Linked DNA regions of Homo sapiens: region 1 is linked to region 2. Evidence: read pairs that join two places in POLR2A ChIA-PET (ENCODE). Cell type or tissue: MCF 10A. All regions are shown on one strand.

Evidence for each region. Peaks named below come from ENCODE experiments on the same cell type or tissue, not always from the same donor. Only the 100,000 strongest peaks of a DNase experiment are listed, where the experiment ranks them.
Region 1: POLR2A ChIA-PET joins it to region 2 with 6 read pairs; 2 of 35 experiments call an interaction of 5 or more read pairs at or near these places.

What each region holds. Positions count from the first base shown.
Region 1 is chr2:71,366,637-71,370,636 of GRCh38, reverse strand. ZNF638 (zinc finger protein 638) reads right to left here. Exons shown (of 28, transcript NM_014497.5): 7 at 2,109-2,255; 8 at 632-754. Among named protein-coding and RNA genes, the nearest start is that of ZNF638, 37 kb to the right of the region's middle. In MCF 10A, no CTCF peak of the experiment used is centred here; no DNase peak of the experiment used is centred here.
Region 2 is chr2:71,274,802-71,278,801 of GRCh38, reverse strand. It overlaps LOC105374797 (a long non-coding RNA gene), which reads left to right and starts at 1,987. Exons shown (of 3, transcript XR_940233.2): 1 at 1,987-2,420; 2 at 2,518-2,627. RefSeq lists an enhancer at 853-962 and a silencer at 2,164-2,403. In MCF 10A, a CTCF peak has its summit at 1,170; DNase peaks (open chromatin) are centred at 1,791 and 2,241.

The DNA of each region.
Region 1 (4,000 bases), 92 kb before region 2:
AAAACACACACATACACAAAGAAAACCTTACAGGTGAGATATACATATAGCTTTTTACTTAACAGAAAGCTCATCCTTAAAGGGTAATTTAAAGTAATTCTATAGATATTATCTACGATCATATGAACTGAAGCACAGAAATGATCTAGAAAAATTAAAGTTACAAAACTTGATACTTCTAAGGAAGTAAAGGCCCAAAGAATGTACACTATACGATTTTGTTTATGTAAAGTTGAAAACAGGCAAAACTCAACTATGGCATTAGAAATCAAGTTAGTGTTTACTTGTGAGAAGAAGGGAGGGTGTAAGAATTGGGAAGAAGCAAGCAAGGGACTTCCAGATACTGTCAAATGTTCTCTTTTGTGACCTAGGTACCAGATTCACAGATGTTTGCTATTTTTGTGTTATATATGGCAAGTATTTTCTCCTAGTCGTCGTTATTTAATACTGTATATAGCACCATACATGTATGAGGAAGTTTTAATTTCAACATACTTGAATTAATGCACATATAATGTGTTGAGCTAACATTTATGTTTCTATGCCTATTTCTATATGTGTGCCATACTTAAACAAAAAAGTTAAACTAAAACAACAGTGATAAAACATTTAAGACCTAAATCCAGATTACCTGTGCTTTTTTCTTTCCTGGAACACATATTTTCACACTTTTTCCTTTTATCGTAAGAGGTGTTGTTTCAATGTACTTCATAATTGCAGTAATTGCCTCTTTAAATTCCATTTCTAGGTAAGCCTAAAATGAAATTTATTCCATCTTTAGTCACAAATCTATCTTTAAAAGTTCCTGCATTTTAAAATGGGCTTAATCCTTTCTTTTGTAACATCAAACTATGAAACTACCTCAAGTCATGGTTGCTTTTGCCTGTTTTTATTTTGGTCAAGTATAATTTGATTAAGGATGTTTCACACATTAAATGGACATTTAACCTTACATAATTTCTATACCACTACCAAGATAAAAAAAAATCCAGGCAGGCTCATGGAAGAAGAGGAAATGAGAAGGCAGGGCTCACTGAACAACAGGAGGGAAGGGAAGATATGGTCCAGCTTGTGGTAGGTCTGACATTTTAAAGGCTTCTTGCAACAAAGACAACACTATCACTATGTTCCCTGTCCTGACTCACAAACTTTTTAAAAAAATTAAGACAGAGGTCTTGCTATGTTGCCCAGGCTGGTCTTGAACTCCTGGCCTCAAGCGATCCTCCAGCCTTGGCCTCCCAAAGTACTGGGATTACAGACTTCAGCCACCACACCCAGCCTTAACTCACAAAACTTTTTTTTTTTTTTTTTTTTGAGACGGAGCCTTACTCTGTTGCCCAGGCTAGAGTGCAGCGGCGCCATCTCTAGTCACTGCAACCTCTGCCTCCCGGGTTCAAGAGATTCTCCTGCCTCAACCTCCCACGTAGGTGGGATTACAGATGTCTGGCTAATTTTTGTATTCTTAGTAGACACGGGGTTTCACCATGTTGGTCGGGCTGGTCTCAAACTCCTGATCTCAGGCGATCCACCTGCCTCAGCCTCCCAAAGTGCTGCGATTACAGGCACAAGCCAACACGCCCAGCCTTAACTAACTATTTTATGTTGTGCTTATGTGAAGAACTGTTCACAGTTCTTAACTTTATCATGTGAGTTATAGGAATATAACCCACAGAAAATACTTAACCATACAAAGGAAATAATTTGTTTTAGTATTATCTAACTGGTGTTCTAAAGTAATGACTGGCAAACTATGGCATACTACCTATTTTTGTAAATAGTTTTTTGGACACAGCCATGCTTGCGCATTTACATATTACTTATAGCTGTTTTTGTACTAGAATGCCAGAGCACAGTAGTTGAGATCCTACAGATGGCTTATAAAACCAAAAATATTTAGCTGGCCCTTTACAGAAAAAGTGGGCAAACACTTATTTTAAAGGATATAAAACATTATTTTGCGGCCTTGCTTATTCACATCCAGACATTTATATAACTCTCAAAGAACAATTATATATGCAGTACAAGCAGCTAAGGAACACAACAGCAATTTATAGAATCATTAAAGCAATCACTTTGTATGAATTTTTGCCACAGACTAAATGACTCACCTCTTTTCTATATGGAACAATTAGGACATCATTCACTTTCCCAAATGGTTGAAATAATTTTCTCACATCTTCTTCAGTACAACCATCCTCTGGTAATTCAGTTATAAGAAGAACCGAACCATAATGCAATGACTGTTCTTTCCGAAGCTATTTTTGGAGTGAAAGAAAATTTAAAATAAACCAAATTAAGCTACAATGTACAGTAATAATTTCCTATATAATTTCTTCTACCACTAATATTAGTACACTAAAGGGTCTTTTCCATATTTTTTACCCATTTTTCTTTTTCCTTCACCACCTCCTTTACGCATTTTTAAATCACGATTTTAACACTTTAATAAGATTTTAAATGCAAAAGTGGTAAGAAATGTTATTTATATTTTTTAACCCAGAAATGGTTTACAGGTGCTCTTTTCTGTTGATAGCATCTTATAGCAAATAAGATCTATGGAATGTTCCAAGGCCATTAGAGAGAATTTTTCTATGAAACTACATGGCCCACCAACAAGTAAAGCTGAAATTACAGCTTTGCTTACCCCCTCTGTTCTAATAATTGGAAATGATCTCTAGACAGGTATAATATTTTTAAAAATTCATATATAATGCATACCATTTGAATACACTGTAGTATCAACTTTACCGCTTACGTTAAAAATTACAGCCAGGCATGGTGGCTCATGCCTGTATCCCACTGCTTTGGGAGGCCAAGGCAGAAAGATCGCTTGAGGCCAGGAGTTTAAGACCAGGATGGGCAACATACTAAGACTCTATATTTTTAAAAAAAAAAAAAGGCCAGGCCTGGTGGCTCACGCCTGTAATCCCAGCACTTTGGGAGACCAAGGTGGATAGATCACAAGGTCAGGTGTTCGAGACCAGCCTGACCAACACGGTGAAACCCCGTCTCTGCTAAAAATAAAAAAAATTAGCCAGGCGTGGTGGCACACGCCTATAATCCCAGCTGCTCAGGAGGCTAAGGCAGGAGGCAGGAGAATCACTTGAACCTGGGAGGCGGAGGTTGTGTGAGCCAAGATCACGCCACTGCACTCCAGCCTGGGTGACAGAGCGAGACTCTGATTCAAAAAAAAAAAAAAAAAAAATTAAAACACCCAGCTGGGTGTGTTGGCGCATACCTGTAGTCTTCTACCTGGGAGCCTGAGGCAGGAGGATACTTGAGCTCAGGAACTTGAGGCTGCAGTGAGCTATGACTGTGCCACTACACTCCAGCCTGGGTGAGAAAGCGAGACCCCCATTTCTCTTATTTTTTACTAAATAAGAAAACTTAAAAAAAAAAAAGTTCCACTGCCACCACCTAGAAGTCTTGAAACAAAATGAAAAGAACTTCATATTATGAGACTAACTCAGCCTCTTCAAAATTTTCCCTATACTCAAAAATTTCTTCCCAATGCTCTTCAAAATTCTGTTAATTACTGGTTGATTATCAGAAGTTTATCCTTCTAAATGTAAGTTCTTTGGGGCAGGGAACAGCACTTACTGAAAGTCTTTCATGTATTTAAATACTGTTGAGAGCAATGCATTCCATACCTAAATACTTGAAGACTTATTAATATTAAAATATACAAAATATTTGATATTGGGCCTATTAGGATTTTCTCTGAAGATAGTCTCTTGATGTTTTAATATATTAATAGTGATTTAATAAACACATACAATAAAACAATACCTTAGTATCGTAACCAGTAGGTTACAGTCAAAATAACACTAATAAATCAGTACCAAAGTATAAATTTTACACTGTACAACAGAGTATTTGACTTCTGAACTGTACCACAAAAAGTATAGAACAGATGAATAATGATCAATTCTCAGGAGAGGCTCACTCTTATACCTTACTAAAAAAGATTACAAAAGCTCAATAATGCTGCTGGTGATTA
Region 2 (4,000 bases):
ACAAAATAAGAAAGGTCAAAACTTATTATTTAGGAAATAGAAGTGTCAATGTACATTCAAATGTTTACCCTGAAATGGAAAATTATTTTGGATGAAATATAGCAATACCGTACAATTTACCAAATCATAATGAACCCAAGGCATTTTTTAAACGAGCAATCTCCAACAAATTCCTTAAACCATTCTATTCCCGTAAATCAGCACTAAATAAGTTTTCCTTGCCACCAAAAAACGTCCCCAGAGGCAAAAGGTATGGAAGTACTACATTTCATAGCTCCCCTTCCTCGAAGACACAAAATTAAATACAAAGACACTAAGAATCCCGACCCAAATCCTTTAAGCATATGTAAAAGATCTACAGAAAGGCTAAATTGGGGGTGCTTTTTGGTTTTACAAGACAATTCACAGTAACACTGGCAATTTTAAAAGGGTGCATTTAAAGTACTTAAGCTTCCCCTAATTACTGAATAAAATAGGTCAGCATTTGTATTTCCCAACATCCTATTAAGAATAATTACAGTAGTCTACCATTCCTCTATATGCCTTCATTTTTTAAAAAATCCATAATCTTCCAATCCTCAGAATTCTGGCCGCAGAGGATAACTTACAGCACCTCTTTCTCAAGCCAGCAATCCCTTTTCCTAGTCCTTATGGGGTAAGAAACAGGCACTCCTTTCCCTTCAAACTAACCCAGGGGCCTGGGAAAGGGCAAAGCAAGCTGAAACAATGTCACCAGAACTTGGACCTAGAAACCAGAGCCAAGAAGGATGACATAACACTAGAGCGTTCCGCTTCTGCAAAATGTCTATCATTCTCTCCACTGCCTGCTCTCAGCAGCTCACACAAACGCCACAAAGATTGGGAGAAGGCAGTACAGCACTAGTATTCATTTGTATCAAGAAAGAGCAATTCACTTCATTACTCCGAGCGTCCGTTGTAGCCTGCTCCATCCAGAGGACCGGAGGCAGACTCAAGCAAGAAGGATGAAAAGAAAGAGCTGATGCTGCTATGAAGTGACCCCCTAGATGGGGACGTGAGCAGTGTCCCTTGTGACTCTTGGAACATCCAAATCGCTGCAATAAACAGCCGGGCCAGCAGGACAGCCTCTCCCACGCTGGGGACAGCCCGGAGCCCGCAGCCTAGTGGCTGACTTTCCTTCCGCTAAGTGGATGGGCGCCGGGGGGCGTTATTTACACCATTCCAAAATCTGGAACCTGGGGGTGTAGTTGTGGGTGAAAGAACGCCTAAGCAAAGTGGAAAAAAAATCCTTGAAAATTGATTCAAAACACAGAGCGTGGCTACTTTATTCTTCTGTAGTATGAGAAATTTCTTTTTCTTTTTCTTTTTTAGGACCACTGCAGCGGGATCTTGCAGTAGGGGAGAGAGAGTGGATTAACTCCCTGAGAAATTTCTCTCATGAAAGAAATCTATTACCATACAATAAGAAGCTCAAGATTTATTATTTAGGGGGGTAAAGGGGTCAATGTTGCGTTCATATGACTACTCTGACATCAAAAACTATTTTTGGATGAGATAGAGCATATTATGCAATTCTACAATGTATTTTTTTTTTTACAAGAGTAATCTTTAAAAAGAACTGGAGCTGGTCCAAGCGATTTCACCGACACAGAAGCCACGTTGTGCCCCCTCAATCCACCGCTCCCAGATACCCTGCAGTGTGAGGGATCATTCAAGAACCGCCGTCTCCCCAGACCCGCGTGCACAGCGCGGCGCGTCCACTGAGCCGGTCTAGGCTCGCAGGAGGCGCTGCCACTGCGAGGCCGAAACGAGTGTCCCGGAAAACGCCGGCCCGGCCAGGCGTTCTGCCGCTATTCGCTGACCGACTGGCACACCAGCCCATGCAACTTAGCGCTAAAGACCGGTAGCCTGGGGAATGACATTCACGGGGGGAATCCGAACCCCATTCCCGCGACGCGGGGACGCCAACGTGCGACGCCCTGCCGGCCCGCCCCTTCCTGCCCACCCACTGCCAACTGCCCCAGAGCACGGGCGAGAGCGCGGCATATAGGGCAAAGGCAGAGCTCACCGCTTCAGCGAGTCCAAAACCTGCGGTGCCCCGGCAGTCGCGGAATCCGGGCTCTGCGCGGCAGCCTGGGCTGCCGCCGGGGTGGTATTCCCGGCAGGAACGCCGTCCCGGGGCATCGCAGACGGCGCGCGCGGCTCTCTACGCGCCTCACACGCCTTGCACGCCGCCGCTTGAGCCTCAAGGCGCAGGACTCCGTGCGGCGGGACCCGCCCACCCCCGAGGCCAGCCAATGGACGCGGAGCGCGGGAAGCCGGGGGCGGGGCCCAGCTCCTCCCCTGCAGCCGAGCAACGCAGCAGGCTCCGCGGTCCTGCGCTCGCGCCCGCCCCACCAGGAGCGGTCTGGGATTGGGGGAGCACATTCCTCAAATAGAAGGTCTGTGAGGCCTAAGGTGTTCGGCACGCGCTGCTGCTTTTGCGGGAGTCTTTCTGTCCTTTTTAAGACTAATAATTTCTTCGCCTGCTGTTTACAGAACACCTATTTAGGGCCAGCCACAGTGCTTGGGGACACATGGAAATAGGAAAAAGCTTCCACTTAGAGGATCTCCCAGTCATTCCGGTGGATGAGCAGATATGAAAACAGGTAATTAGGGGAGCCCACATAAGGCACATTCCAACGTCAAAAAACGTGTAGGGGTGGCGCCTGCCTGTGGTCCCAGGATGAACCTGTTTTGGATTAGGACACACCCCAGAGGACAACTTCGCTATTTCTGTGTCCACCTCACCTAAACCTGGCAAAGCAGGCACACGGGGAGGAGTCCAGACAGGTGACAGGAAACTATTTTCTGATTTAAGGAACACGGAAAAAGGAACAAGGGAAAAAGTGAGAAAAACTTGGGAGGCTGAGGCAGGAGGCTGAGGCGGGAGGCTGCAATGAGCCATGATCGCACCACTTCACTCCAGCCCGGTGTCTTAAAAAAAAAAAAAGCCTTGTTGTGATATGGGGCAGGGTGTGGGGCACGAGGAGATTTCGGCCAGAGGACAACTAAGAGATTTGTTACCCTGGAATTCTGGTGGCCGTTATTCGCAATGGAGAACAATGCACGTTCATTTTCTTTTTTTCTTCAACTTTTAAGTTCAGGAGTACATGTGCAGAACGTGCAGGTTTGTTATATCGATATACATGTGCCATGGTGGTTTGCTGCACCTACCAACCCATCGTCTAGGTTTTAAGCCCTGCATGCATTAGGTATTTGTCCTAATGCTCTCCCTCCCCTTGCCCCCCACCCCCCCAACAGATCCCAGTGTGTGTTGTTCCCCTCCCTGTGCCCATGTGTTCTCAATATTCAACTCCCACTTATGAGCGAGAACATACAGTGCTTGGTTTTCTGTTCCTGTGTTAGTTTGCTGAGGATGATGACTTCCAGCTTCATCCATGTCCCTGCAAAGGATATGATCTCATTCTTTTTTATGGTTGCATAGTATTCCATGGTGTATATGTTACCACATTTTCTTTATCCGGTCTATCATCGATAGGCATTTGGATTGGTTCCATGTCTTTGCTATTGTAAATAATGCTGCAGTAAACATACGTGTGCATGTGTCTTTATAGCAGAATGACTTATATTCCTTTGGGTATATACCCAGTAATGGGATTGTGAGTCAAATGGTATTTCTGGTTCTAGATCCTTGAGGAGTTGCCACACTGTCTTCCACAATGGCTGAACTAATTTACATTCCCACCAACAGTGTTGTGTGATCTTATTTCTGAGTTCTTTATTCTGGCCCATTGGTCTATGTGTCTGTTCTTGTACCAGTACCATGCTGTTTTGGTTACTGTAGCCTTGTAGTACAGTTTGAAGTCAGCTAATGTGATGCCTCCAGCTTTTTTTTTTTTTTTTTTTTTTTTTTTGCTTAGGATTGTCTTGGCTATTTGGGCTCTTTTGGTTCTGTATGAATGTTAAATAGTTTTTCTAATTCTGTGAAGAATGTCAATGGTAGTTTAATGGGAGTAGG